Regions from separate parts of the Homo sapiens genome. Here region 1 is linked to region 2. Evidence: read pairs that join two places in POLR2A ChIA-PET (ENCODE). Cell type or tissue: MCF 10A. All regions are shown on one strand. Links, peaks and the distances in the headings refer to the core of each region. The heading gives the core; the rest is flanking DNA. Region 1 overlaps CUL1 (cullin 1). Region 2 has its middle 44 kb from the start of GHET1.

Evidence for each region. Peaks named below come from ENCODE experiments on the same cell type or tissue, not always from the same donor. Only the 100,000 strongest peaks of a DNase experiment are listed, where the experiment ranks them.
Region 1: POLR2A ChIA-PET joins it to region 2 with 10 read pairs; 3 of 35 experiments call an interaction of 5 or more read pairs at or near these places.

The regions. Positions count from the first base shown.
Region 1 is chr7:148,766,412-148,782,861 of GRCh38, reverse strand. It overlaps CUL1 (cullin 1), which reads right to left. Exons shown (of 22, transcript NM_003592.3): 8 at 16,139-16,301; 9 at 15,113-15,243. Among named protein-coding and RNA genes, the nearest start is that of CUL1, 76 kb to the right of the region's middle. RefSeq lists enhancers at 1-432, 9,141-9,190, 9,511-10,710. In MCF 10A, for the core only: no CTCF peak of the experiment used is centred there; a DNase peak (open chromatin) is centred at 10,021.
Region 2 is chr7:148,935,713-148,952,162 of GRCh38, reverse strand. It overlaps RNY5. Among named protein-coding and RNA genes, the nearest start is that of GHET1, 44 kb to the left of the region's middle. In MCF 10A, for the core only: a CTCF peak has its summit at 10,134 (motif pointing right); DNase peaks (open chromatin) are centred at 6,742, 10,142, 10,632, 10,902 and 1 weaker place.

The DNA.
Region 1 (16,450 bases), core at 5,240-13,239, 170 kb after region 2:
CAGATCCAGGCGCCGCGGCACGCCCATGTTTCCACATCACGATACATTAATCTGCAGGGCTCAGGTGCCAGAAATCAGCATTCCCAATTCTACCTATTCTGCATTTTTTATAACATTTGATTTACTTGTTTTTAAATAACAATGAGTATCAGTAAGGATGAATGATTTTTCTGCAACAGGGTTACACTTAAGAGTGTCAGAAGTTTCCTGTTAAAAAAAGCTCTATATAATAAATGCAAGGTTTATTATGAATATATTGTGCTAAGTTCAATAAGATATAAATATGGTCTCCACCTGACATAAACATTTGATAAGAGAAAACATTAAAAGGGAACTTAATGCAAAATAATTGCCAAATAAAAATCACTTAATATTGAAAGGCAGTATTGCAGATATTTAATATTTTAAAATTACCATCTTAAAAATGTTAAAACACACAGAGCGTGAACTGCACTACCAGATAGCCTTGCTCTTTGTTTCATGGCTATCCCAGACGTAGGGAAACTTCTTCCACTTTGCCTGGATGGTCTTAATCTTCAGAGTGAACCAAAAGCACCTCCAAGTTGGGCCATATCTTACTTCATATAAGCTTGCTTCTTTTAAACAATGAAAATATTTTCTGCTTGACCTAATTGTGGTTTTGTCACTGAAATAGATATTGCTTCTGCCAATTCAGATTTTAGATCACTTTCAGATTTCATGTCAAATTATTCCAGAACATTCACATATTCTTCTCTCTGCCTTCCTTCTGTTACAGTATTTACAAAGTGCTCCAGCCTACAGCGAGGATTCAAACACTGGAAAATGCTAGAAACGCTATTGGGTAGTTTTCGAATACGGTAACATGCAGGATCCTTAACAAGTTAACGGCCCTACAAAGAACTGCGTGTCACAACTGCCAATTGAAGGACTCAATTTGCTTCCAAAACTTGCTATTTTTTTGGAAGACCCCTCACAGGGTTTATATATAGCATGTTATGTATATAAATATTAATACTTATTTTATTTGCAAGAATGACTTCACCCTTAGCAGCAGAGGGGCTACAGATCCACACTTAGAAGGCCTTGCCCACCTGGCAGCCTGACCACTCGGCCTGCACGGCTTCCCTGCCACACGCCTTCACCCTCATTCCCGAAAACGCCAGCCTCAACTTACTCACGCTCTTGCTTGCGACTTGTCATTGGTGGACTCCTCTGAACCAGTGATGTCTCTATGTTGACTATAACGTTTCCAAATTATAATACTTTTCTGTATTTTCTCAAAATGTTTTGGCCATTTTTCCTCAGATTTGTAATTTGGAAAAATACCAATTTCCCAAGGAATGCCAGGAACAACTTCTCACATGGAAAGCCAAATCTCCAGGAGTAAAGAAGTCTTCAGACTCCAATTCCAAAATTCTTTCAACTACAGCAGTCTGGCTGGTGAGATGGGAGGACTTGCATGGAACCTACTAAAGGAAAAGTGTCAAAACACTGGCCTTGGCCGGGCGCGGTGGCTCATGCCTGTAATCCCAGAACTTTGGGAGGCGTAGGCGGGCAGATCATGACGTCAGGAGTTCTAGACCAGCCTGGCCAACATGGTGAAACCCCATCTCTACTAAAAATACAAAAAAATCAGCTGAGGGTGGTGGCAGGCGCCTATAATCCCAGCTACTCGGGAGGCTGAGGCAGGAGAATCGCTTGAACCGGGAGATGGAGGATGCAGTGAGCCGAGATCGCGCCACTGCATTCCAGCCCAGGTGACGGTGCGAGACTCTGTCAAAAAAAAAAAAAAAAAAAAAATCTGGCCTTGAAAATGTGAATTTAGCATTTGAGGTTCAGAGAAAAGCCATTTAGGAACTGGTCAAGAAGCAGACAACACACTAGAATAATATACGGGAGAGAATTTTAAGGAACTAGTCAGCAAATAGAGAAAAGATGTTCAAAAGGGGAGTAGATTTAGCATTCAGGAGGTAAACAACGAAGACAGGTTATAAAACAGAGAGGAGAGAGATCAGCTGGATCAAATGGATGTTTTTTCAAGAAAGCAAAGAACAAAGGTTTGAGGTTTAAAAAAATAAAGTAGTAATGGGTTTGATTCAGGACCCTCTGTGTATTCACGAGAGCTTTTCACATGTAAGAAACAGGACATCTCCCAGGGCTTGTCCCTAAGGGCTCATTCAACTCCTATATGATTTCAGTTGTTGTTATACCTAGGACGGACACATTCACATCCACACCAAACTTCCCCCAGGTGAGCCCGTGTGGCCTGCCCTGGGCTATCATGGGATTTCCAAAGCCTATGTCACGAATGGCCTGATCTGCTCCCCAGTCCTGTGTTCTCTGGAGCTCTTCTCGGCAAGTGCCACCACTCACCCAGCGGCTCGAGCCAGGCACCCAGGACTCAGTTCCTGCTTTCCGACTCATGAATCCTGTGAATCCACTCAATCCATACAACCCGTCCATTTCTTTTCAACGTTTTATTGTGGAAAAAATTCAAATATATTCACAATTAGAAAGAGTAGTAAAACTTACCCCATGTACTCATCATTCAGTTTTAACAAATATCGAAACACAAAACCTGTCCATTACAAAGCCAGTGTCTCTGCATCATTCTTCTCTCCATTCCCCGCACGACCAGCCCAGTCTCCAGTGGGCCACTATCACTATCTGAACCACGACAACAAACCTAACTAACCTAACTGGTATACTTGTGTGTTAGTCAAGGTTCCCTAGAAGGACAGAACTAACAGGAGATATATATATATACGGGAGTTTATTAAGTATTAACTTACACAATCACAAGGTCCCACAATAGGCTATCTGCAAGCTCGAGGAGCAAGGAGAGCCAGTCTAAGTCCCAAAACTGAAGAACCTGGAGTCTGACGTTCGAGGGCAGGAAGCATCCAGCATAGGAGAAAGATGTAGGCTGGGAGGCCAGGCCAGTCTCGCCTTTTCACGTTTTTCTGCCTGCCTTATATTCGCTGGCAGCTGATTAGATTGTGCCCACCAGATTGAGGGTGGGTCTGCCTTTCCCAGCCCACTGACTCAAATGCTAATCTCCTTTGCCAACACCCTCACAGACACACCCAGGATCAATACTTTGCATCCTTCAATCCAATCAAGTTGACACTCAATATTAATCATCACAACTTGTAACAACTCTTCTTCCTTTTCACCCACTTTCTACATGGCAGCAAGCACATATATCCCGTCGATTCCATGACTGTATCACTCTCCGTTGGTTTCCTCTTGCACCCTCAGGATTAAGCCAATATCATCAATACAGCTTTCAAGGTTTTCCCTGGTCTGGCCAGCCCATGCTGCCTTCTTCGTTCTTAGAATGGGCTGTGTGTACGCCCACTGAGGGGCTTTGTTGTGTCTGGGATCCCCCTTTGCCTAGCTAGCTCTAACTCTTTTCTCCATCTCAAACACTTTTTTCAGGGATGCTTTCTCTGAATTTCCAAGATAGGCCGAGGCTGCCCTGTTAAGACTTCCCAAACCCCATCCCAACACTAATCACACCTGCCAATTCCTTGCTGGGTACATCTCAGTGTTGCCCACTGGGACCGTGTCTGCCTGCTACCACTGCCGTACTTCTAAGTACCTAGTGAAGTGGCATTCATCAAATAATCTCCTAAATGGCTAAACCAGGAACATAATGATAATCACAACTGAATTGCGACCTTTTATTCCATACATTTCCACTAAAAGGATAATTCTAAAGGCCAATTTCACGAAGAGAAAATCACGTTAAGAGTCTCACATAACTTTTTATCTTACTCTTTCTTAAAAAGGTAAACCGAATATGGCATACAAGAGGTGTGAGGGCATCATCTCATGGAGAGCTGGTATATATTTACACACAATTTCTGGGGATCAGTTGTGGTGCTAAGTGATACTTTAACACTCGAACACTTCCTAGTAACCCAGCACCATTCAAGAATATTGCTAAAGAGGAATAATGGGGTGCTACAGGCTCGAGGGGAGCATCCTTCACCATTTCATCTACATAAACTGGTGCTCTCCAGGCTGAGGGGACAGATCTGACAGTCCGTGGAAAGCTGCTCTTGCCTACACTACCTCTGAGGGTACATTCAGCCTCCACATCTTTCATCCAGCCAGGGGCTAAAGAGAGCAGATCAATTACAAGAGCTTTAGGAGAGTTCCCTGAGGACAGGCAGTCAACAAGAACAGATCAACCTCAGGACACCAGGACCTGGCTTGACACTGTCCACAGTCTTACCTCTAGATAATTTTTCCTTAAAAAGGGGAGAGAAATGAGGCCCCACTAAGTAACAAAAACATATCGTGCAGTTGTTTGGGGGCAGTGTCATTCTTCCCATTAGCATCAGCACTTGGTCTTCAAGTAACATTATCTCCATGCAAAACACAGAGAAGCAAAGGCTTCAGAAATAAAACCATAGAGAGTATGTGTGCAGACCATGCACTTGGACCATTATCTGGGAAGGTGCTCAATGGTATCCCCACCACCCAGCATGGTTCTGAGGTTCCCACCACTACCAGTCTGTGCGTGCTCAGGGGAAAACATTAATTTTGATATTAATAGGCAAAAAAAGGGGGACATAAATGTTAGATCTCAAAAATCATTTAGAAATAATCTTGCATTTTCTTAATAGGCCTTTTCTACTGTATCATCTCACCTCTTTCAATAAGCAGAAACCAACAGTTCTTCAGATGGAGCATGGTTTAAAGTTTAAAATACTGAGACAAAAACACTAACAATTCAGTAAGTGCTCTCTTTCCTCATTCTTCTTCTTCTTCTTTTTTTTTTTTTTTTTTTTTTTTTTTGAGACAGGGTCTTCTTCTGTCACCCTGGCAGGAGTGCAGGAGTGCAGTGGCATGATCTCGGCTCACTGCAACCTCTGCCTCCCTGGTTCAAGTGACTCTTCTGCCTCAGCCTCCCAAGTAGCTGAGATTACAGGTGCATGCCATGACACCCAGCTAATTTTATCTTTAGTAGAGACGGGATTTCACCATGTTGGCCAGACTGGTCTCAAACTCCTGACCTCAGGTGATCCACCCGACTCAGCCTCCCAAAATGCTGGGATTACAGGCATCACCCACCGTGCCTGACCTTCATTATTTTCATGGTGATGTCCTGGCAATGTTAAACAATGCCAGCAAGAAAATGCTCCTCCCCCAAAGCCTCTATTGGTCTAAATTCAAAAATGTTGCTGCAGTTGCCCCTGGATTTCAGGGGCACGTAGGATTGGAATGAGCACATTTTAAGTCTTCCCTTTACTACGCATCATATGACTACATGAGAGTTAATTTGGAGAACTCTCCAACACGTGCAGACTCAGGTAAAACATTTGTTTGAAGAGGGAGTTCCTCTGGGTTCCCCAGGACTCACATGACTAATAATAAACCACTGGTTGACATCTATGGACTACTTCATCCAACAACAGCAGAATATACTTTCTTTTCAAATCCACCTGCCTCAACCTCCCAAAGTGCTGGGATTACAGGTGTGAGCCACCACGTCCAACCTTTTCTCATTATTTTAACCGGCCTACCTGCTGCTACTTTTTGCTTCAATCATCAATATCTATCTTGGAATCATGGCTCTGCACCTCAGACCACAATTTTTAAATCTTTGATCTCATTGTCACCTTTGGATTCTGATCTACTATCTACACATTCCTGATCCCAGCACCATAACTGTGTGGGTTTCATTTTGATTCCGGCCTTGGTTACGCCCCCTGGTTGTTCCCCTAGTCCTGGCTGACACCTACATTTCCTTTAGTTCAAGGTGAGGCTGAAGTCCTTGTTTTCAGCCTTTCAGAATGTACTCTGTAAATGTGGAGGCTGTAGGTGGACTAGATTTAGGGGCTGAGTGTTTACAGACGAAAATGTTAAACTTTGAAAGCAGAACTAAGACTTGCCAGGGAAGACTGACTTCTCTGAAGAGAATGAAAAGATTCCCCAGGTAGAATGTTTCAGAAAGGAATAATTAAGTTAGTTCTGAAATAGAAGTAGTGTATAGGAAGATGAGTATAGGGCTGCCTGACTCAGTGAGGATGGACAGGAAAGAGAAGTTCATGGGCAGGGTCTCTAATTGGCCTTGAGCCAATCAAGGGTTACTTCAGTACTTATTTAAACTACAATTTAGTTGATGTGGGTATAAAGTCAAATTTGGGTAGGGACGTGCATCCATAGTGGATTTGCTTGTGAAATGATTAAAGTCTTCCCTATAATTAAGAGAAAGAAGGGTGTATGTTGGATATAAAAATGACAGCCTCGGCCGGACGTGGTGGATCACACCTGTAATCCCAGCACTTTGGGAGGCTGAGGAGGGTGGATCACCTGAGGTCAGGAGTTTGAGACCTGCCTAGCCAACATAGTGAAACCCCATCTCTACTAAAAATACAAAAATTAGCCAGGTGTGGTGGCACATGCCTATAATCCTAGCTACTCAGGAGGCTGAGGCAGGAGAATCGCTTGAACCTGGGAGGTGGAGGTTGCAGTGAGCCGAGATCATGCCACTGCACTCCAGCCTGGGTGAAAGAGTGAGACTCCATCTCAAAAAAAAAAAAAAAAAAAAAAAAAAAGCCTGGTTATGTTAGACTCCAAAATGACAAATGTGTACATTTTCGTTTAGGGAAAATGATTATTCTCTTCGTCTCATGGCGTCCTGGACAGGAGGCATCTCATTTAAATGTTAACCAAGGCAGAGGGGGGTCTTCCTGCAGTAATTTACGTCTGAAAGTAACACTCGGTAGAGGTGTAGTTGTTTCAAATTAAAAATTCAGCCTGTAGAAAAGGGTAGGACTGACGAATTATGACATCTGACAAATTAGCAGTTGACCGGATATTTAAGAAATCAGATAAAATAAATGGAAGTGGAATTTTTCAAATAAATGACTCATTTTTTAATTAGGTAAAAAGTTCAGCCACTCTTGGGTACTGTCCCAAGGCATAAGTGATAGGAAGATACCATCTTCAAGGTACTTACAGGCCATTACCGACCTGAACTAAAAATCAAACCTTTTTTTTTTTTTTTCTGGTGGTATTTTAATGATTCACTGTTTTCTTTAGCAGGAATATAGATTTAAAAATGTATTCTTTAAAAGTTTTAAGGCAAGGTCATACGAATTTCTCAGGGGAGGGAAACAGACAAAATAAATCCAAACCATCCTTGTTTCTCTGAAGTTATGTACCTGTAATTCACAAATTTAGCTACGTGCTATATGAATCAATGTATATTATCAGCATATATCAGCTTTTTGTGTAATTAAATGTCTGACTTACTGTACAAAACCGTGCTTCCTTTTGTCCTAAAGACACTCTTTCTCCTTTCCAACATCCACTCAATCAAAACCTGCACATTTGTTTCTTAAAAAAATGTTTTAATATAGAAAATTTTCAATATGTTCAAAATGAGAAAAGAATAGTAAAATCAACCCCCATAAACCCATTAGCCAGCTTTAAGGAATAGCTATGGCTCTAAGAGTCTATGAGTTTCTCATCTGACCCTCTTCCTGTGTGTGTAAGCTGACTTTATCCATGTGTATCCTATCTCCTTTGAACAAACCAAGCTGGGTTACACTCCAAATGTAAGGTTCTGTAGCTAATTTTATCAATGACTGGACAGTGTTCTTTTCTTACCATCCAGAGAATGTTTGCATCAAGACTCAGTTATTTAATCACGCACTTCACTACAGAAGAGAAAGGGGATCTTGGATGTCTAAACTAAACCCAAACTCAAATCTACCAGAAGTAGCTGGTAGTACATTCGTCTGTTCACTGGTCTAAGTTCACACATGACTGGGCTTTTATAATTATTTCTAACTCAACTTCCCAATCTAAATCACAGAACTTTTTCTGCTAATGTACTCGGATCTACCCCTTAGTCTTCCATTGAAAAATAACTTGCCGGAGCTACCTAATTTCTGCCTATCAAATTCTCTATCTGATGTGCTGCCTTTTGTAAGTATTATACCATCACCCCAATCCTGGAGCCAGCTACTGAGAGCAGCTTCTGAAAACCTCTCCTGTTTCAACACAGCATTTCTCTCAGAACTGCAAATAAAGTTCACAACATTTCTCCCCAGTCAGTGTCTGCAGCCCAACACTCCAATGTTAGACCCAGCAGCCCTGCCGGGTGTTGAAGTATCTCACAGACCCATCTCTGTTGGGCCACACTGCAATACCTGTTAGGCTGAGGACACTAAATCAAGATATGGTTTCAAAGAGGACTTGTGCTTTTTTGTTGCTACTTCTGCCCTGAAGACCAAGTGTAAGGAGATATTCTCTTATAGCCTGATTTATGTTCATTTACAGAGCTGTCTTTGTGGGGGAATACAGTAACATCCAGACTGCTGAGCAACTGTGTGTTAAACATTCAAAATGGAATCAATTGTATAGTCAAGAATTAACAGGAACTTACAAGTCTGCATTATTTGACCCTTCTCCTGAACTTTATTTTGGCATTGTGCTATAAGCTGGTGTCATGGAAAACTATCAAACTACCCAAGGACTTGACATCCTATTTCCTTGTGAGTGTACTGCTGATGATGCTGTCCACGGCACTACCATGCTTTTTAGGATGAGCCACTGGAGAAAGTATCCTCAGCTCTGACCATCAAGAAAAATCATTCTTCTGAGTTACTAGCCGATCGTACCCCACGGCGCTGGCTGTCTTTAATGGCAAGCTCTCTGTACTGACTACAACGATTTCGAGGCAAATCATGACCTACCTCTAACAAGAGTAACGGACTGCATTGCACACACTTTGAGAATTATATTAAGCTCTATTTTGTGTCTCATATCCTTATTTTGCTATTCTCCGATTTATTTAATTTATCTTATTTTATTTCACGTATTGTGTGAGCAGCCCCAAGTCCTTTTCGGAGCAATGGGAAGTGTAACTAAGATGTAAGTATACTGATAAGGTGTCATAATAAGCTCTGAGGACACAAAACTGGATAGAGCCATCTCTGCTACAATAGAGGGACGTTCACACGGACATCTAAAGCATAAAGCAGTGTCACATAAACAGTCCAATGTGCCATTATTTCAAGGGGGAGATGCTACCATTCCAAGGTGACTGAGAAAACTTTTGAGCTGGGTTTTGAGAGATAAATAGGTATTTCACAGGTAGAAAAAAGAAGGACTGTCTCTAAGAAGAGAAGACAGAAGAACTAGGAAAGCAGAGTGAGGCAAATTTACACAATGGTGAGTTCCAGCTGAGAAGACACACGCAGCGGGGTCAAGAGTCGTGCAGCCGAGACGGCAGCCCTGCAGCAGACGGCCTTCACCATTATCATCCACAGATCCTCGCTGGGTAAGAGGCTAGGCCCGAAACCACAGAGCATAAAACTATAATGAGGCGTGAGCTTCGCTCTCAAGGGCTGTACCACCCATGGTGCAGTGACAGGAAGCACAGGAAGTTATAACCACATGTACACTTGTAATGAGAGTTTTACAAATAGGGCTTAGGATAGAAGAGTTAAGGTCAGCTCTTTCTAGAAGGGAGGATTTGAGCTGGCCTTAAAAGCAGGACTAAGACAAGCAGAAGGTAAGGATGACTGTGTTATAAGTAGAGACATTAGCCAGAGTTTTGGGGTAGGGGAATGATATTATAATAGTTTCACTGGAAGACAGGGTTCATGAAAATGTGGGCTAATTAGAGGATTTTGATTTAGTGTAATATTATGATTTATATTATCACAAGGAAGGGCTTTATTCTGCTTTGTTTAAAACAAAGGATGAAAAGAACACAGAGTAAAATTATAAATGTATTAAGTGGTATTTCTGAAAGACGAAACTGCTAATTATCATGAGGGATGAATGGGAATGGGAGAGATGTGGGGCCATTTGGGAGGTGCAGTGATAAACGAAGCCCAGATTAAGATGGTAGCCTTGGGACTGGAGAGAAAATGCATAGAAAACAGTAAGAGCCAAGGGAGGAGGAATTCCCATGCTCCACTGACTCATCCCAGAAGACAGAGGAGGAGACAGCTTGCTACCGAGACAGGCAGGCTGCTTACTGCTTTGAGGAGGATTCTGAGGCTACGTCCAGACCCTGCAGGAAATTATACCCTATTAGATTACTAATGCTTATGATGAACAAGGCATGAGGGCAGGGTGACTCATGCTACACAGCTGCCACCTCTGTGCTAAGGAATGGAGAAGAGGTGAGTTTCAAATGAACCTGCAATGTAGGCACTAAACTAGGCAGATGAGGTCACGGAGATGTGACAAGGACAAAGGCAAGGCATTCTAATTCAGAGTTCTTGACATCACGTCTACTACAGGAATGCCCTAAATGCTTGCTAAAGAAATGAAACAACGATTTCAGTTTGATCTGCAAAATTTGTTTGCCCTTTGATTTGAAACACTGACCACATCATGCAGCTAAAAATACTCCTCAATTTGGGATAATGTTTCAATAAGCCCATCATAAACTGAATGTGTGGGTTTTTTTTTTTGTTTTTTTTTTGAGACGGAGTCTCTCTCTGTCACCCAGGCTGGAGTGCAGCAGTGCAATCTTGGCTCACTGCAACCTCCGACTTCCAGGTTCAAGTGATTCTCCTGCCTCAGCCTCTGGAGTAGCTGGGATTACAGGTGCCTGCTAACACGCCCGGCTAATTTTTGTATTTTTAGTAGAGACGGGGTTTCGCCATGTTGGCCAGGCTGGTCTTGAACTCTTGGTCTCAGGTGATCTGCCTGCCTTGGCCTCCCAAAGTTCTGGGATTACAGGTGTGAGCCACTGCGCCCGGACCTGAATGTGTGACAGTATTTTCAATGTACGATGAGTTTATTGAAAGTATCATAAATGCCTATTGTTTTCATGCCATTTTAAAGTCAAAAAAATCATTAAGGTGAGCCATTCTAAGCAGGAGACTGTTTGCAGTTGCTTTGGTCAAATAAGAAAAATTAAGAGCCTAGCACAGGGCCAGGCACACACAGTGGGCATTCAATTCTTTTTAAAATGACCACGTGAAGGAATGGTCTCTGCTTTGAAGATGCTCCCCTTCAAGCCTCACTAAGTGAATGGAGGCCATCACCTTCTATATTTTAATATAGACTATTTTTTGATACATTCCCAACCTGTTCCTGGGCCAGCAATCATGCATGGGGTTACTTGCCTATTAAACAAGCCATTTCTCCTATCCCTTGCTCAGCTCGAAACCAGTTTGAAATCTCATCCTTGAATATTTGTGTGCAAGGTTCCCAAAGTCCTCCTGGTGCCCCAGTGCAATAGGCTAATTGATCGCCTCACATATCAGTTGAGCACAAATGCCCTTGATCACGAGGCTCTCTGAAGGCTGGAGAGAACGCTTCCAAACAGAGTGGAATCCTGACGGACAGTCCCCTCCCCACTCCGAGGTTCGGAGGGCTCTCTCTTCAGTTTCACGTCACTGAGGGCTGCCAGCTTTTAGGTGGCGAGAGGGAGATGCCATGAGGGAAATTCCCCTTCAGCCAGTTTTCCAGAAATAGCCTTTAATGTTTAAATTGGTTTTAACTAGGGAAAAGATATGCCTTAAGAAAAATTCATAAGTAGGTTCTAAAACTTCGAACACAAAAAATATTTGACTTACATGATAAACTGGAAACCTCTACGAATTTCAGTCTAGGCCAGGTATTAGCAGTAAAGCTGGTTTTCTAACCAAATTAGTGGTATAAAAGGATTAGCCAGATAAAAAACTTTTTTTTGGCCTCTCAAAGGAGTTTATTTCATCAAGAACAGCTTCAGTGTAACATATATAGTGTTCTAGTCCAGAGAAAGACACGGGACTGATATTACACATTTTTGCACTTAAAAAAAATCACTTAGGTAGTGCCTTCTATGGCATTTAATATGCTAATTATAAATGATTCTCGTACACTATGATTCAACTTAATTAGGCAAAAATTTTTAAACTTTAAAAATTGTGTTCTCAAGGTAATTAAATCCCACTTAAAATCATGTACAATGATTCTAACTTTTACTAACCTTTTTTTCTCCTGATTTTTCATAATCAGTGGGTTTTTGAAAATAATTATGGTTGGGTTACAATGTGTCTTTTACATTTACCACATAAATGATAAAAACTAAAACCTATTTAAAAGTATTTGTTTTTTAGCAGCTGTGTTTCTTTCTTACAATAAGTAATCAAGCACCTACTGTGTGCCAGGCTATGGCCCGGGCACCCACGCTCCCCCTGAGCTTCAATTCTGTGGGCTTTCCCAGAGATGGCGAATGGAGGTGGCAAGTGTGAGCCCAGAGCAGGGAAGGGCACGAGGAACCCATGCACCAGACAGACAGCATTCCAACAGAAGGAGCCAAACGGCAAGTTTACAAATAAGAATAAAACTGCATTTTAGGAAACACTCCTTTTGCAGAAAATTGGAAAAGTATTTGCTTTCCCGAACATTTTACTTCATAAGCACAACAATTAAAAAACTCAGAGTTTCATGAGTTCAATGTAGAAACAGTGCTTATGTAAATAATAACTAGAATCAGTAACTTACTAAAAAAAACTAATATTTGACTTTTGTGAGTGAAGGCAGATGCAACGTGGGTTTACTGAGCTATAACTCTTCTTCACGGGAGAAAATCTTGTTTTGGTTCTTAAATTCAGGTTAATCAGTGGCTTAGATTTAAGTAACACAAGCATTGTTTAAAAGCTTGATTTCTCGTAAAATGTAACTGCTGTTAAAGGCAGTTTATTTGTGCTGTCATTGCTGACGGATGAAGCTTCCTCAAATAGAGAAATGATTTACATAGAAGGTATACTTTTGCTTTAACTGATCGAGTTAGGTAAATGTCAGATTCAAGACTCATTGACAAAGTCAATCGGCAGCATTTATTCAGTGCCTAAAATATCAGGCAGCTGATTGTATCCAAGAAAGAAACAATGGAACATGAGAATCATAGTTGATTATTTCTCCAATTTAGCACCTTACTTTGGTTTGGAAAAGATGAACATTAGAATTAACGTCCCATCTTTCCTATAAAACTGAAAAAGTAATTTATAATGCTTTTTTTTTCTTTCTTCCTTTTAAAGGAGACAGGGTCTCACTACATTGCCCTAGCTGGTCCCGAACTCCTGGGCTCAAGTGACCCTCCTGCCTCAGGCTTCTGAGTAGCTGGGACTATAGGTACACACCACTACACCCAGCTATCATGTTTATTTTAAATCTAACTATATTCACATAGAACACGAGTTCCCTAAGGCCAATCTCATACCTAGTATATAGCAATTTAAATGAAAAAAGCAAAAACTGCTTCATTAATCTATCTGATGAAATAACAGACTTCCCACTTAACTCATTTCAAGGAAAGTCAAGTCATTTACTTGGCTCTGCTGCCCATATAGGTAAATTGAGTTCTGAATCAACAACTGGGAAGGCACCTTATATTACTGAAAAAATGTCTTCACCGAATTGACCCCTTCTGAATCACAGGAGGGTGAGCGTTTTGTGTGTGTGTGTGTGTGTGTGTGTGTGTGTGTGTGTGTGTGTGTGTGTGTGAATCAGGCCCTTTAAAGGAACATTTAGCTTGGAAATAAAGTCATAAAAACTGAAGGGTAATTTTGAAATGAGTTTTTAAATTAAAAAAATTATGTGTACTCATAAGAACGTGCAGCAGTCATCACTGCTGAGCAATTATGTGCCCTGATTTAAGCACTTTACATGTATTGTTTATTCACAAATATCCTATGGGATAGGCATTATCATTCTATTTAAAAAAATAAAAATAAAATAAAATGACAGAGACAGAAGTAACTCGCCAAGGGTGAGATAGCTGTCAATGGTGGAGCTGAGATCCGAGTGCAGGCAGCCTGGCCAGGCTCTGTAATCACCACACGGTAAAGACACTGTATGTGCCGACACTGAGGACTCTGTACTTAAGTTTTTACTAAAACCTAGAGATCTTTTTCATAAAATCCACGGCTGAGCCAGTTCCCTCCCATCTTGTGAGCATAAAATTGTTTTAAAAACCTAAAGGAAAGCTTTATACTCAACCCTTTAATAATTCATAGAGGCGGCTGAGTGTCAGCAGCAACTCCCAAAATTAAACACGGAAAAGAAGCCTTCAAAAGATAACAGAAAAATAAGGATTAAAAAAATACTATTTTTGATAATGCTATCAAAAATAATCATTAAGCACAATAAAGTCAAAACAAGAGAAGCTTTCTGCATTCAGATGTAAGAACCAATGTGTTTTAGAAACTTTTCTTCTCGGCCGCACGTGACGACTCACGCCTGTAATCTCAGCACTTTGGGAGGCCAAGGCGGGCGAATCACCTGAGGTCCGGAGTTTGAGACCAGCCTGGCCAACACAGCGAAACCCTGTCTCTACTAAAAATACAAAAATTAGCCGGGAATGGTGGCGAGCGGCTGTAATCCCAGCTACTTGGGAGGCTGAGGCAGGAGAATCACTTGAACCCAGGAAGCGGAGGTTGCAGTGAGCCGAGATGGCACAACTGCACTCCAGCCTGGGCAAGAGAGCAAGACGCCTTCTCAAAAAAAAAAAAAAAAAAAAAAAAGAGCTTTTCTTCTCTATTGTTCTCCCAGTTACAACTGAAGTTCACAACAGGAGCAAAACTGAAGGCAACTCATTTGTGTCTTAAAAACGCAATTATTTCCAATGTGAAATTATCACCTGAATTACAGATGACCTGAATTACAGATGACCTAGCAGGAATATTCTATGTAGCCCTGGGGAAGCGGAGGGGTGTAGAGAAATGCTATAAACTGCAGGGCCTCTCCAGAGTACAGCCCTGTGGTCTTCAGCCAGAGGCTACTATCCAGATCAAAGTTCCTGTAAGGCACAACCTGTGGACTGTGAGTGGCAAAGTAACAGCTTCCAGGAGCCTTTTGTTTCTAGGGAAGCAGCTTCTTCTAGTGAGTGCAAGGAATTTAACAGTGAGAAGGCATAAAAGGAAAAAAAAAATAACATTATTAACGCCTAAAAAGTGCGAGGGAAAAACTTACGGAGGTATTTACTAAACAAAGATGTCTGTGAACTATCTACTTCAAAAAGACAAAACATGGTTCTCAGAGTTCTAATGAAAATGGTACCATTTAGATTTGGAAGTAGAGACGCATAACATATGCTTGCAGTTCGCATGTGGAAATAATCAGCCTGACTGATTTTCAATGAAATCTCACTTACATTTAAAGCAGCTTCTCCACACTTTTCAATGGCTGCAAGACCCTGATTATGAATGTGTGTCTCCAACAGTTTTTTCAATTCTCCTAGGCCATCCTGGATTCTAGATACAAGATTATACATGCGTCCCAAATCTGAAAGAGGAAGAAACCCCTTTTATGCACTGAAAAAAATTTTGCATATCCATTCTACTAATTATGTATTTATACTGAGATGAAAAATACTCTGCAAAAGATAACCATGTTTTTAGACTTTAATAATCAATAGCATTTAATTATAACCAAATATTCTCTATTTGGTATATGTATATTTTGCTAAAAGTAACAATGAAATTGTTACTATTTACTATAAATTTACTATTGTAAATTTATTTTCCCCCTTACTGTGAGAAACCACTAACTTAAGACTAAGCAAAAAAAAAAAATTATCAGAAACAACTCTAATGCTTCCTAAAATTCTCAAGATTGAAATAGTATTTATGCCTGACACATAATAGGCACTCAAATATTTGTTTAAAAATAATGAATACATTTAAGGAGAATATGGATTTCTATCTCAATTATAAAAACAAATGAGTTGAGAAAAGGTCTCCCAAATTGATTTAAGACGTGTATACAGCATGTGGTTACTTTAGGAGGACCATAGAAGAAAAATCCAAACTTCAATCTTTTATTGAGCTCCTAACATGCCCCAGTAAAACATGGGAGTGGTTAAGGGAAATATAAGATGACAGTCTCCTCATCTCAGAGAATTTTCAAAGGAAGAACAGTCAAGAAAAAACTTGGGGTAGCATCATTTAATGCTAAAGTGTATGGAGCAAGTCATATTCTAAATACACTCTTCCCCCTAAGTCAAACCAAAATGCTCTGCAGAAGTCTGAAATTGGCACATAACGATGTACAAACACATGCATCTTTTTAAAACTGACATGGGCAAGTAATGCCGTTGACTCGAGAGTCTAGAATCAAAAGCAATATCAAAACTACAGATAATTATAAATACCTACATTTTATGAGTCTTGTGGCTCACCTTCATTTTTGTCAGCATCCAATAAATTCTGAAATTCTGTGTGGAAAATTTCCAAGTGTTTTTCAATGAGGACTTGTTCACATTTCCTTGCTAATTCATCTTGTGTGCTTTCATGAAGGTAAACCTGAACTCTTCGTTGTTCCTCAAGCAGACGAGCCTCTGCCTGGAGAAAATTAATTCAAGTGAATGGTTTTGATTCATTGGTAAAGAACTGTTACAATTCTTTAATATGTAAATTAAAGGAAACTGAAAAATGGCAAATTAAATTCACATGCCAGCTCTAATAAAATGCGATTAAGAAAATAAGGGAGG
Region 2 (16,450 bases), core at 5,530-13,529:
CGCTTGATGAAGTGACTATTTGTGGCCTTACAGAGACCATTGCTCCCTGCTATACGAGTCTCTCTATCCTCCTCACCTCCTCCAGTCTTCTGCTAACCAACCTGCCAGGGATGAGCACATCCTGCAGAGCCTGAGACCAGCATAAGCCAGTGACATGGATTTCCTATCAGCAACTGACACCCCAAAGTTGCATATGTTCTTTTCTTAGAAACATATTCTTGGCTGGGCATGGTAGCTCACAGCTATAACTCCAGCACTTTGGGAGGCTGAGGAGGGCGTAGTCCCAGCTACTCGGGAGGTTGAGGGAGGAGAATCACTTGAACCCGGGAGGTGGAGGCTGCAATGAGCTGAGATCGTGCCACTGCACTCCAGCCTGGGTGACAGAGCAACTCCATCTCAAAAAAAAAAAAAAAGATAATGTATGTATTATAGGCCAGGCACAGTGGCTCACATCTGTAATCCCAGCACTTTCGGAGGCTGAGATGGAAGAATCTCTTGAGGCTAGGAGTTCAAGACCAGGCTGGGCAACATAGAGAGACCCCCATCTCTTAAAAAAAAAAACAAAAAACAAAAAAACAAAAAACTGATAATATATGTATTATATACAATAAAATGTTACATTAAAAAGATATTTTAGGCCAGTGCAGTGGCTCACACCTGTAGTCCCAACACTTTGCGAGGCCGAGGTGGCTGGATCACGAGGTCAGGAGTTTGAGACCAGCCTGGCCAACATAGTGAAACTCCATCTTTACTAAAAAAATACAAAAATTAGCTGGGCGTGGTGGAGGGTGCCAGTAATCACAGCTGCTTGGGAGGCTGAGGCAGGAGAATTGATTGAGCCCAGGAGGCGGAGGTTGCAGTGAGCCAAGATTGCACCATTGCACTCCAGCCTGGGCGAGAGAGCAAGACTCCGTCTCAAAAAAAAAAAAAAGATATTTTAAAATTCCTTAAATCGATTTATTATCTCAATTTTATCCAACCTTCTGTATGTTGTTTTGAAGAAAACAATTTTTTTCAATGTGATTTTACAGCATACTTTGGTGTTACTTTGTGGTTCTTTAGAGAGAAACACAGTGGCAGGAAAATCGCATTATTTACTAGGCTACTTGAGGACAGAGGCTGTTTCTCTTGTTTTCCTTGCTAGTGCGCTTTGCCAATAGCGGCGGCCAGTAAATATTTGTTGACAATCTTCTTGTGAAAGTGACTGGTGTTTTGCTTCCATGTAAAGGAATAGAAAGGGGATGAGAACCCAAGTGTTAGGACATGGATACCTGGAACCCTTTTTGAATTCAGATTCTTAGGGCTTAAAACATCTGCATTTGAGTCAAACAAGTCCCTGAGTGCAATTATTTATATTAAGTAACACACAAATATATAGATACAAAATCAAATAACCATTTTTTAATCATAGTGTTCAGTAAGTAGTTTGAAAACTCATCAAAATGGTCAAGGTCACTACCAATCCTCAATCCTGCTGAGTTTCATCAGTATTCCTAGTAGTTTGGAATCTTTTGAAGGTTGGATACAGCAACTCAGAGATAAAGAGATCGAGCCTCTTCTGGTGTTCACATGATTCCTGAAGTCAACCTAGATCTTGCATATAGTTGATAACATGGGTCCTTGTTTTTATTTTTTTATTTTATTTTAATTTTTTATGGTTTTGTTTTGACTTGAGACAGACTCTTGCTCTGTTGCCGAGTGGAGGGCACTGGCATTGTGTCCGGAATTGGTGGGTTCTTGGTCTCACTGACATCAAGAATGAAGCTGCGGACCCTCGCGGTGAGTGTTACAGCTCTTAAGGTGGCGCCTCTGGAGTTAGTCCCTTCTGATGTTCAGATGTGTTTGGAGTTTCTTCCTTCTGGTGGGTTCGTGGTCTCACTGGCTCAGGAGTGAAGCTGCAGACCTTCACGGTGAATGTTACTGCTTTTAAGGCAGCGTGTCTGGAGTTGTTCATTTCTCCCGGTTGGCTTGTGGTCTCGCTGGACTCAGGAGTGAAGTTGCAGATCTTCGCGGTGAGTGTTACAGCTCATAAAAGCAGCGTGGACCCAAAGGGCGAGCAGTAGCAAGATTTATTGCAAAGAGTGAAAGAACAAAGCTTCCACAGCGTGGAAGGGGACCCGAGCAGGTTGCCACTGCTGGCTGGGCAGCCTGCTTTTATTCTCTTATCTGGCCCCACCCACATCCTGCTGATTGGTAGAGCCGAGTGGCCTGTTTTGTCAGGGTGCTGATTGGTGCATTTACAATCCCTGAGCTAGATACAAAGGTTTTCCACGTCCCCATCAGATTAGTTAGATACAGAGTTTCCACACACAGGTTCTCCAAGGCCCCACCAGAGCAGCTAGATACAGAGTGTCGATTGGTGCATTTACAAACCTTGAGCTAAACACAGGGTGCTGATTGGTGTGTTTCCAAACCTTGAGCTAGATACAGAGTGCCGATTGGTGTATTTACAATCCCTGAGCTAGACATAAAGGTTCTCCATGTCCTCACCAGAGCAGCTAGATACAGAGTGTCGATTGGTGCACTCACAAACCTTGAGCTAAACACAGGGTGCTGATTGGTGTATTTACAATCCCTGAGCTAGATATAAAGACTCTCCACGTCCCCACCAGACTCAGGAGCCCAGCTGGCTTCACCTAGTGGATCCCGCACCGGGGCTGCAGGTGGAGCTGCCCGCCAGTCCTGCGCCGTGCGCTCGCATTCCTCAGCCCTTGGGTGGTCGATGGGACTGGGTGCCGTGGAGCAGGGGGTGGTGCTCGTTGGGGAGGCTGGGGCCGCACAGGAGCCCATGGAGTGGGTGGGAGGCTCAGGCATGGCGGGCTGCAGGTCCCGAGCCCTGCCCTGCGGGAAGGCAGCTAAGGCCCAGCGAGAAATCGAGCACAGCGCCGGTGGGCCGGCACTGCTGGGGGACTCAGTACACCCTCCGCAGTCACTGGCCCGGGTGCTAAGTCCCCCATTGCCTGGGGCCAGCAGGGCTGGCTGGCTGCTCCGAGTGCGGGGCCCACCAAGCCCACGCCCACCCGGAACTCCAGCTGGCCCGCAAGCGCCGCACGCAGCCCCGGTTCCCGCTCGTGCCTCTCCCTCCACACCTCCCTGCAAGCTGAGGGAGTGGGCTCTGGCCTTGGCCAGCCCAGAAAGGGGCTCCCACAGTGCAGTGGGGGGCTGAAGGGCTCATCAAATGCCACCAAAGTGGGAGCCCAGGCAAGGGAGGTGCCGAGAGCGAGCGAGGGCTCTGAGGACTGCCAGCATGCTGTCACCTCTCAGCATGATCTCGGCTCACTGCAACCTCCGCCTCCTGATTTCAAGCGATGCTCCTGCCTCAGCCTCCCGAGTAGCTGGGATTACAGATGTGCACCACCACACCCGGCTAATTTTTTGTATTTTTAGTAGAGACGGGGTTTCACCATGTTGGTCAGGCTGGTCTTGAACTCCTGACCTCAAGTGGTCCACCCACCTTGGCCTCCCAAAGTGCTGGCATTACAGGCGTGAGCTACCACACCCAGCTTAATTTTTATGTTTTGTTGTTGTTGTTGTTGTTGTTTGAGATGGAGTCTAGCTAGCTCTGTCACCCAGGCTGGAGTGCAGTGGTGCAATCTCGGTTCACTGTAACCTCCGTCTCCTGGGTGCAAGCAATTCTCCTGCCTTAGCCTCCCTAGTAGCTGGGACTACAGTTGCCTGCCACCATACCCAGCTAATTTTTGTATTTTTAGTAAAGACAGGGTTTCATCATGTTGGCCAGGCTGGTCTTGAACTCCTGACCTCAAGTGATCCTCTCACCTCCGCCTCCCAAAGTGCTAGGATTACAGGGGTGAGCCACCACCCCAGCCTGGGTTCTTGTTTTTAAAACAAGCAACTCCTATGTAGAAGGCATTGAGGCTAATGAAACGAATACAATTGCATACCCACTACTAAAGAAGTTATTATCTATTTGGGGATATAAGACACATTTGCAAATTATTAGGAAACAGCAAAGGATATGCTAAATGGCAACACACAAAAAAGGAATAAACAAGACTCTTTCGTGGTTTCCAGAACAGAGAGCAGACCCAAGGGAGGGGGTCCAGTCCCATGAAACTGTGGAACAGCAAGGATCTGTCTATTGGTTAGAGCCAGAAGGGATAGACTCAGCTGGACACCCTTACAAGCAGCAGAAGAAAGTCAAACGAGGTTTAGCAGTCAAGGAACCCTCTAAAGTAACTCAGTAGTTCTCTTGAGGTCTCTGGCAGGGTAACAAAGGCAGTGGCTTCCATAAGGGCCAGCCTTCAAATCTGGCATGGGCTCTGATCGAATTGCCCTTGGGCATAGCAGCAGCAGGGGTTAGCTGAAGGAGTGGAAAGTTCTAGTCGAAGTCTGATATATTACTAACTAAAAAAAAAAAAAAAAAAAAAAAAAAAAAAGTCAGGCTTTACATGAACAGCAAATTCTTAATTTGCTCCTTCGAGCTTGTGCCTTTCCTAGATCTGGCCAAAGATGGTTGCTCTGATTAATTTTACCTTCTCTTACAGGAGAATGTATGAACAAACAATATCAATTTCATGTTTCACACACTTTCCTAACCCATCTATTTGAAATATTATCTGAATAGAGGTGAAATTTTATTACAATGAATATTAAGGAACTGTTTTTGTCTAGAACTTATTATTGTATGAGATATATAACTAGAAAACAAAGTGAACAAACACAGAAGCAAGTTAGTTTTGTAGTAAAGTGCAAAGTCCCAGAAGCCAGACTGCCTGGATTAGATTCCTACTGTGCCACGTACTTGCTGTGTGCCCGTGGGCCACTCCTCTACCTCAGTTTCCTCAGCTGTAAAACAGGCATAATGGCACCTACCACATAGAGTTATCATCAGTAGGAAGTGTTATATTTTTGTTAGATACTAAATAAATAAACACAGCACAACTCATTCATTGAGGAATTGGTGCATTCAATATCCAAAGTAAATACTCTATTATCCATTTCAAAATAATCGCTTGGAAAAATTACTCCAAGGATACAGCCATTGATCAAAATGTATTCAAAATCTTGGGATACAAAGCTAACCAGGCGGCCTGCGCTGTAGTCCCAACTACTCTGAAGGTTGAGGTGGGAGGATCACTTGAACCCAGAAGTTCGAGGCTGCAGTGAGCCGAGATCGCATCACTGCACTCCAGCCTGGGTGACAAAATGAGACCCTGTCTCAAAACAAAGCAAAATAAAAACTTGGAGCCCAAGGCAGGAGGATCAATTGAGGCCAGAATTTTGAGATCCCAATATATATACATATTTTTTTGAGACGGAGTCTCACTCTGTCACCCAGGGTGGAGTGCAATGGTGTGATCTCAACTCACTGCCACCTCCACCTCCTCGGTTCGAGCAATTCTCCTGCCTCAGTCTCCTGAGTAGCTGGGATTACAAGTGCGCGCCACCACGTCAAGCTAATTTTTGTATTTTTAGTAGAGGAGGGGTTTCACATATTGTCCAGGCTGGTCTCGAACTCCTGACCTCATGATCCGCCCACCTTGGCCTCCCAACATGTTGGGATTACAGGCGTAAGCCACTGTGCCCAGCCACAAAAATATTTTTATTTTCTTTTTTTCCCCAGATACTTCAGAGATGGATACGAAAAATTTTTGTTTGTTTTTTGAGACAAGGTCTCGCTCTGTTGCCCAGGCTGGAGTGCAGTGGCACGATCTCGGCTCATGGCAACCTCCGCCTCCCAGGTTCAAGTGATTCTTCTGCCTCAGCCTCTCGAGTAGCTGGGACTACAGATGCGCACCACCACGCCCTGCTAATTTTTGTATTTTTAATAGAGATGAGGTTTCACCATATTGGCCAGGCTGGTCTCAAACTCCTGACCTCGTGATGTGCCCTCCTCGGCCTCTTTCCAAAGTGCTGGGGTTTACAGGCTTGAGCCACCGTGCCTGGCCTCGAAAATATTTTTTAAAAATTATCCAGGCATGGTGGCACGTGCCTGTAGTCCCAGTGACTTGGAAGGCTGAGGTGGGAGGATCATTTGAGCCCAGGGGTTCGAGGCTGCAGTGAGCCATGAGTGCATGCCACTGCACTCCAGGCTGGGTGACAGAGTGAGATTGCAACTCAAAGGTAAATAAAATAAAATAATAAATAAAACCAAATGAGTTTGTCTTCAGAAGCCGTGGAATATTCTTTTTGGTATCTCTGGGGCAGCAAATTTTCCTCTTTTGAAGATAGATTTGCTTTTTAAAACGGTCCAGAGTCCATCAAAGTCAAGGACGTTGAATATGATAACGCAATGGGAAGCACTGTCTTGGCAAAAATGAAGTGATGTAAAATAACACGACCCATTTTCTTGCATGGGTCACACTTCAACTTTGAAGGAGACTTTCAAAACAGAAGGGTTCCAAATATGCTTCAGCAATGGCAGCACTTCTTGGTAAAGTGCATGTATTAGTTATTGATGGCTGCATAACAAACAAACCCAACACTTAACAACTAACATTGATTTCCTCACACTAGCTGTGGGTCAGGAATCTGGCCACAGTTAGCTGGGTGCTCAGGCTCAGGGTCTCCCACAGGCTTGAAATGAAGGTGTGGTCCACGGTTGTGGTCATCTCAAGGCTCAGTTGGGGAGAGATTGGCCGCAAGCCCTCTCACAGTGCTCAGGGCCTCCCTGGCTGTTGGCTGCATATATAGCTCTTTGCCTCTGTAGGGCTGTTCAGTACGTGACAGCTGGCTTTCCCCGGCAAAGGAGAGAGGCACTTTACTTTTGTCTTATTCTATTCCTTAGAAATGAGTCAGTAAGTTCAGATTACACTCAGGAAGAGGGAATTACACAAGGGCACAAAAAAATTAGTGCCAGGAGGCAGGATCCTTGCAGAGTTCCCTGAAATGCAAGGGATGATAGCATTCATTTCAACAAGATATCTTTCTCTCTCTCTCTCTCTCTATGGTTGTTTTTACGTTTTTCATGTTCTGTAAGGATGCTACTTTTTTCCTTATATTATATACACAATATATAATATATATCATATCATATACACAATATATAATATACCATATCATATATACTATATAATATATATCATATCATATACACAATATATAATATATATCATATCATATACACTATATGTAATATATCATATCATATACACTATATAATATCTATCATATACATTATATATAATATCTATCATATACATTATATATAATATCTATCATATACATTATATATAATCTATCATATACATTATATAATCTATCATACATTATACATATCTATCATATACATTATACATAATATCTATCGTATACATTATACATAATATCTATCATATACATTATACATAATATCTATCATATACATTATACATATCTATCATATACATTATACATAATATCTATTATATACATTATACATAATATCTATATTATACTATATACATAATATATGTTATATACATATGTTATATACATAGTATATGTTATGTTATATACATAATATATGTTATATTATATACATAATATATACATAATATATGTTATATTATATACATAATATATACATAATATATGTTATATTATATACATAATATATACATAATATATGTTATATTATATACATAATATATACATAATATATGTTATATTATATACATAATATATACATAATATATGTTATATTATATACATAATATATACATAATATATGTTATATTATATACATAATATATACATAATATATGTTATATTATATACATAATATATACATAATATATGTTATATTATATACATAATATATACATAATATATGTTATATTATATACATAATATATACATAATATATGTTATATTATATACATAATATATACATAATATATGTTATATACATAATATATACATAATATATGTTATATTATATACATAATATATACATAATATATGTTATATTATATACATAATATATACATAATATATGTTATATACATAATATATACATAATATATGTTATATTATATACATAATATATACATAATATATGTTATATTTACATAATATATACATAATATATGTTATATTATATACATAATATATACATAATATATGTTATATTATATACATAATATATACATAATATATGTTATATTATATACATAATATATACATAATATATGTTATATTATATACATAATATATACATAATATATGTTATATTATATACATAATATATACATAATATATGTTATATTATATACATAATATATACATAATATATGTTATATTATATACATAATATATACATAATATATGTTATATTATATACATAATATATACATAATATATGTTATATTATATACATAATATATACATAATATATGATATATTATATACATAATATATACATAATATATGATATATTATATATTTTTGAGATGGAGTCTTATTCTGTCGCCCAGGTTGGAGTGCAGTGGCACAATCTTGGCTCACTGCAACCTGCGCCTCCCAGGTTCAAGCAATTCTCCTGCCTCAGCCTCCCAAGTAGCTGGGATTGCAGGTGACTGTCACCACTCCCGGGTAATTTTTGTATTTTTAGTAGAGACGGGGTTTCGCTATGTTGGCCGGGCTGGTCTAGAACTCCTGACCTCATGATCCGCCCACCTTGGCCTTCCAAAGTGCTGGGATTACAGGCTTGAGCCACCGCACCCGGCCGAATTTTTGTATTTTTAGTAGATACCAGGGTTTTACCACGTTGGCCAGGCTGGTCTCAAACTTCTGACCTCAAGTGATCCGCCCACCTCAGCATCCCAAAGTGCTGGGATTACAGGTATGAGCCACCGCACTCAGTGATATATATTTTTTCATAAAAAATTATTTCACTCTAAAACCTGATCTTACTCATTGTCACTCTTGGGTTTGAGTCATAGGTTGAAATTATATATACAAAAGCTAAGTTCTGGTCCATTTCCTTCACGGTGGACCTCATTTCTAATTATTTGTCACCTGAAGTGGATATTGAAGTGCCTATCACATTTAGCACATTGAACAAGATTCTGGGCCGGGCGCGGTGGCTCACGCCTGTAATCCCAGCACTTTGGGAGGCCGAGGCGGGTGGATCATGAGGTCAGGAGATCGAGACCATCCTGGCTAACAAGGTGAAACCCCGTCTCTACTAAAAATACAAAAAATTAGCCGGGTGCGGTGGTGGGCGCCTGTAGTCCCAGCTACTCGGGAGGCTGAGGCAGGAGAATGGCGTGAACCCGGGAAGCGGAGCTTGCAGTGAGCCGAGATTGCGCCACTGCAGTCCGCAGTCCGGCCTGGGCGACAGAGCGAGACTCCGTCTCAAAAAAAAAAAAAAAAAAAAGAGATTCTGGTATTCTAACTTTGTAGACTACCAGCCATTCTAGAATTTGGGGGCTTTGTATGTCAAGGCTTTTACATTCAGGACTCAGGTATTAATAGTTTAAGAAGGCTGACAGACACAAAGTGCCCGTTTTCAGCAAGCTCTCAGCAGCTTGTGAATGCTCCTCAGGCCCTTATTAACAAATGATGCCCTTTTCTTCTGTCGAGATTTAGTAATGATAGGGCCCTTTTGCCAATTTTTTCAAGGGCATTTTTTTGGAGCAAATTTACAATAGAGGGTGCATATTTTTCAATAGTGCAGCCAAGTTTATTTGCTAATGAAGAAAGCCAGTGTGTTGGACTTTTTTGATTGAATCTGAGTGTCAACTCTAAGCAACTGCTGGCTGACAACTGCAGACGGAAAGGCTGGATGAATGCCAGCGAGGAAGCCTTGCCAGGGAGGTGAAACCGATGAACACCTCCATTCTTAGCTGGTTATAAATTGGATATTGATCCGAATCTGTGAACCTATATATTCTTAAATTTTTTTTTCTTATAGCTTTCAGATTGTAAAACCTATATATTTTATATGTGAAACAAACGAACAAACTTATGCAAAAAATGTACATTATCTGCTCACTCACACCTACACAATTATTGAATTTATAGCAACAAACTGTTTATAACTTTTTTATTTTTCATTTTTGAGACAGGGGTTTCGCCATGCTGCCCAAGCTGGTCTCAAACTCCTGAACTCAAGCGATCCCCTCCCACTCCCACCTCGCCCTCCCAAAGTACTGGGATTACAGGCGTGAGCCACCAGGAGGTGGAGGTTTCAGTGAGCCGAAACCGCGCCATTGCACTCCAGCCTGGCGACAAAGCAAGACTCTGTCTCGGGGTGGTGGGGGGGAAAGTATACATACATATATGTATGTGTGTGTATATGTGTATGTATGCGTGTATATATATATATATATTTTCACATATATAGAAAAGTAACCTTGATTATAAGGTTTATTAAAAACCGAATACAATATTTAATACATTCAAAGGTAATTAAAACAAAATTATTCCTTTCGTGTAAATTTTCTTCTCAGGCATTTTGAAGGTTAATACTTCAACGCTGCTGGGAAGTTAATCTTACTAAAAGAAGCTTATAACCAATAGGCTTCCTTGAAAGTTTTTCAAATCAACTAAAAGCTACTCTTTCGTTCAAACCGTCAACTAAAGGTTACTTTTATATGCGTTTTTATTGATTTATGTAAACGTTGTCTACTACTGTTATTAGTGCAAAACAGCAAGCTAGTCAAGCGCGGTTGTGGGGGGAGACAATGTTAAATCAACTTAACAATAACCCACAACACTCGGACCAACTGTGTTATCCTGTGAGTCTCTTGTTATTTATAGTGCCTACTTAGGGTCTTTTCTAGGTAAGGAGACTTTTCAGAGCCTATGCCATGATCGTAAAAATAAAATGTGTAAAACTTTTTGATTAAACACAATGAAAACAAAACCAAATGCTCTCTCTTAAGAGAGTTTGTAAGAATTATGTTAATCAACCAAGGTTTTTCTGCATTTCACTTTTACAAATGCATTGTGGGTAGCGCCTAGCTAAATATGAAAGTAAACCCGGCGCGTGGTTCGCAGCCACGCGGGCTCCGGGCAATTGCGCTTTAGTCTGGGTGGACAGCTTCGCCGGAGCTGAGAGCCCGCGACCTGCCGGACCAGGGCTGGGCCGCGGGTCAATGATCCAGGAAATCCCGTCACTCGCGTGCCTGTGGCTGAAGCGCGGCAGCTTGTCTTGTCCGTTTCGTGTCAGTTTCAGGGCTGAGTGGCAGCGTCTGGACTTTGCGGACGCCGAGGGCTCAGATGCTGGGCTCTGGGGAGGGAGAGGGCGCCGGCCGGCCTGTCCCTCTCCGGGGATTTGCAGGTACCACCTGTCGGCTTTGTTTCATCATCAGGAGCCCCTTTGCCCAGAAATCCCGATCGTCTACACCCAGGTCTCTACTGATCAGAGATTGAGAGTGAGTCAACAGGAGTCCAACACGTGACCCCCATAAGTCTACCCTCTTTTCCCCCAATACTTGTAGATACCACCCAGTAACACCCGTGTGTGCTAAAAATCCTATTCTGGGAGTTCTTCGGCAGTTTAAATCGCCCATGAATTACTCATATTTTCTCAATCCACCGTGAGCCTGGCACATTTCTTTTCAGTAATTGATTGGGAAAGTGCAAGCCATTGGTGACCTTTAGAAGTTTTAAATGTTTATAACGAAAGGGCTAAGGACAGAGGAGATTACCCACACTTAAGTATTTTGCACCTTAAAAATGCTAGCAAAAATATGAATTTATATTCCTTCAGGGAGAAGATTTCGTCTGAGGACGTAGGCCGAACCTTGTGTTTTATATGTCATATGAATTACGCTCTGAAACTAAAATATGAAATAGATTCCATAATTAAGCCCTTTGGAATATCAGCCTCATCTGAATTATTTCTAAGGATATTTTTGCCTTTTTTGGTTTATTAAAAACTTCCTTTTGGGGAAACTTGTATAGATTTTCTGCACTTAGGCAAAATAAAGCATTTTATTCAAAATATTTCTTAGGGTTTTCCTAGAACTTACTCTTCTTTCTTCCTGTAAAGACAAACCTAGGAAATTGTTCAGAAAAAGGCCCAAGGTGATTTCCTCATAACCTATAGTGATTAGTGAGAAAAAGTTTGGATATTGGGGATTTCGGGGTTGATTTGATAATTTCAGGAAAATGAAGAAAACCTCAAATTTAAGATATTAAAATGTTTAAAAATTGTCCTAGAGAAAACGATGGTACTAAAAGCTTAAAAATTTCTAAAGATTAAGAGAGCTGACAGTGATTTAAAAAATACATTTAATCTAGGAAAAGCAGTAGATTAAGAAAGATATTAGGAATGTTGTCAAATGCTGTCTTTTAAAGGTGGATAATTGCTTTAGTGACACTTATACTTTTGGGATTTTTGTCTTATGATTAAGGTGGCAATTACATAATAGTCATCATTCTAGATTGTATAAATTATACTTTTTACATTATTTCATTATATTATATTACTGGTATCTTTTTCTTTAGAATTGATAGAATGCATCAGCTTTTAATCTCCCTTTGTAATAGTTATTTAACCTAAGGGAGATCAGAATATGCCATGCCAAAATGTGACACTTTGTCATCAGGATTATTTTGAGCTGAAGGTAATTGAGAATGAACATATAGAAAGAAACTTTCTCAGAGCTTCCCTTATCTGACTAAAAGCAGTGACTTCTGAGAAAGGAGGCTGCTATAAATTCCCCTTTTGGGTTAGGTCTACTCATAAATGCATTCATCAGGGAAGTTTTATGGCCCTGAAGGAGACCACCCATACCTGTCTAGACAGTCTCACAAACTTTCTTATCTCCTGTTTCTTCTCCTGAAAACTCCTATTTGTCTTTCCTCAGGAAACCCATTTTTTCCCCCATAATAGCCTTTCTCTCCCCTCTTTTTCCTCAACTAAGTTAGGTATATAAGCCCCAAATGCGAACCACCCCTTTGAGTTGCTCATCACTGAGCACTCCTGTGTGTATGTGTATTACACACATAAACTGCTTTTTTCCTTTTGTCAAAGGTACCTGTCTTTTGCAGCTTAATTTGCAAGCCCCTAGTTATTGAACATGAGAGTGTAGAGGAAAAGCATTTTCCCTTCCCTACAGGCCTAAAGGAAACTACATGAAATATTAAAACAAGTACTGATTAAAGGCCGGGCGCGGTGCCTCAAGCCTGTAATCCCAGCACTTTGGGAGGCCGAGGCGGGCGGATCACGAGGTCAGGAGATCGAGACCATCCTGGCTAACACGGTGAAACCCCATCTCTACTAAAAATACAAAAAAATTAGCCAGGCGTGGTGGCGGACGCCTGTAGTCCCAGCTACTTGGGAGGCTGAGGCAGGAGAATGGTGTGAACCCGGGAGGGGGAGCTTGCAGTGAGCCGAGATGGCGCCACTGAACTCCAGCCTGGGCGACAGAGCGAGACTTTGTCTCAAAGAAAAAAAAAAAAAAAAAAAGAACAAGTACTGATTAAAAAGGTTAAGGGGTTATGTGAGGGGAGGGGAGTTTTGTGGCCCAGGCTGGTCTCGAACTCCTGAGTTCAAGGGATCTGTCCGCCTCCGCCTCCCAAAAGTGCCGGGATTACAGGCATGGGCTACCGTGCCCTGCCTCTTTACTGTTTTATTGGGATGTACCTCCATGGATCTTCACTAGTATTATATCATTTCATCCTCAAAACAGCTCTATCAGGTAGTTAAATCAGATAACGTAAATATCTTCCCAGTTTATGCCTATTATGGGCATGGTGGCTCACACCTATCATTCCAGCACTTTGGGAGACCAAGGTGGGAGAATCACTTGCGGCTAGGAGTTGGAGACCAGCCTGGGCAACATAGGGAGATACCCCCATCTCTAAAAAAATAATAAACAATATTAGCTGAACGTGTTGGTGCATGTCTGTGTGTGCCTATGGCTTCAGCTACTTGGGAGGCTGAGGTGGGAGGATGCCTGAGCCGGGAGGTCGAGGCTGTGTCAGTCATGATTGCACCACTGCATGCCAGCCTGGGTGACAGAGCAAGAACGCTGTCTCAAAAATAAAAAATAAAAAAGCAAAAGAAATATCTTCCTCTAGGACCACAGCTGTAAAGAGCAGAGCAGTTTCCCTCTCAGCTTAAAAGGCTAAACGCTGATGTGCTTGCACGCTAGTGCTTGGCCCATGCATCTTTCTCTACCTCAGAGATATTATTGTAGGGGTCAAAGGTACCTAATCTAATGCCTGGGATATAGTACCTATGCTCACTAAGGTTCATTTGAATTTATTTATTTTAATTAATTAATTAATTAATTAACTTTTTGAGATGGAGTCTCGCTCTGTCGCCTAGCTTGGAGTGCAGTGGCGTAATCTCAGCCCACTGCAACCTCTGCCTCCCAGGTTCAAGCAATTCTCCTACCTCAGCCTCCCAAGTAGCTGGGATTGCAGGCATGTGCCAACATGGCTGGCTAATTTTTTTTTTTTTCCTGAGACAGTGTCTTGCTCTGTCGCCCAGGTTGGAGTACAGTGGCACAATCTTGGCTCACTGCAAGTTCCGACTCCCGGGTTCACACCATTCTTTTGCCTCAGCCTCCTGAGTAGCTGGGACTACAGGCACCCGCCACAATGCCCGGCTAATATTTTGTATTTTTAGTAGAGACAAGGTTTCACCCTGTTAGCCAGGATGGTCTTGATCTTCTGACCTCGTGATCCACCTGTCTCAGCCTCCCAAAGTGCTGGGATTACAGGCGTGAGCCACTGTGCCCACCTGACTAATTTTTGTATTTTTAGTAGAAACGGGGTTTCACTCTGTTAACCAGGATGGTCTTGATCTCCTGACCTCGTGATCCACCTGCCTTGGCCTCCCAAAGTGCTGGGATTACAGGCATGAGCCACTGGGCTCACCTGGCTAATTTTTGTATTTTTAGTAGAAACGGGGTTTCACCATGTTGGCCAGGCTGGTCTCGAACCCCTGACCTCAGGTGATCCACCCAGCTCAGCCTCTGAAAGTGCTGGGATCACAGGCATGAGCCACCGTGCCCAGCACATTTGAACTTATTAAGTAATGACCATTGAATTTTATTTTTCTGAGTTTTAGTTGTTTTGTTTGTTTGTTTGTTTGTTTGAGAAGGAGTCTGGCTGTGTTGCCCAGGCTGCAGTGCACTGGCGGGATCTTGGCTCACTGCAACTTCTGCCTCCCAGGTTCAAGTGATTGTCCTGCCTCAGACTCTCGAGTAGCTGGGATTACAGGTGCCCGCCACTACGGCCAGCTAATTTTTTCGTATTTTTAGTAGAGATGATGTTTCACCATGTTGGCCAGGCTGGTCTCGAACTCCTGACTTCGTGATTCGCCCACCTCGTCCTTCCAAAGTGCTGGGATTACAGTCGTGAGCTGCAGCGCCTGGCCTGAGTTTTAGTTTTAAAACTGACCAACACTACATTTGTGTCCTCTTTTCAACTCCTGTTATCCAAAGCATTTATGCTATAAGTAATACCTTCTTTTTCTTTTGGCTATTTAGTTGAATATAACCAGCTTTGTTCACACAGGTAGAGAAAGACCTACAGTCAGCCCTCTGTTTCCGTATTCGTGGGTTCTGCATTCATGGATTCTTTTTTATTATTATTTTGAGACAGAGTCTTGCTCTGTCCCCCCAGGCTGGAGTGCAGTGGTGTGATCATGGCTTACTGCAGCCTTGACCTCCTGGGCTGCAGCAATCCTCCCACCTCAGCCTCCTGAGAAGCTGGGACTACAGGCACATGCCACCATGCCCAGCTTGCTTATTTATTTATTTATTTAGAGACGGAGTCTTGCTCTGTTGCCCAGGCTGGAGTGCAGTGGCACCATCTCGGCTCACTGCAAGCTCCGCCTCCCAGGTTCATGCCATTCTCCTGCCTCAGCCTCCCAAGTAGTTGGGACTACAGGTGCACGCCACCGCGCCTGGCTAAGTTTTTGTATTTTTAGTAGAGACGGGGTTTCACCGTGTTAGCCAGGATGGTCTTGATCTCCTGACCTCGTGATCCGCCCGCCTCGGCCTCCCAAAGTGCTGGGATTACAGGTGTGAGCCACTGTGCCCAGCCTAATTTTTTTTTTTTTTAAAGAGACATGAGTTTCCCTGTGTTGCCCAGGCTGGTCTCAAATTCCTGGGCTCAAGGGATCCTCCTGCCTCAGCCTCCCAAAGTGCTGAGATTACAGGCATGAGCCGCTGTTCTGGGCCATTCGTGGGTTGTCCATCCGTGGATTCAACCAAATGCCCATCAAAAATATTTGGAAAAAATATTTTCCAAATGTTTACAATATTTACATTGTATTAGGTATTATAAGTAATCTAGAGATGATTTAATGTATACAGGAAGATGTGCATAGGTTATATGCAAATATTACACCAATTTATATAAAGGACTTGAACATCCATGGGTTTTGGTGTCTGAGAGGGTCCTGGAACCAATCCCTTGAAGATACAGAGGAATAACTGTATTGTATTGGCCAGGTGGGTCACATGTAGGAATGAGACAACTCAGGTGTGTACACATAGTGGCGCTGGGAAGAAGGCAGCCTGTTTCGGCCCTGCTG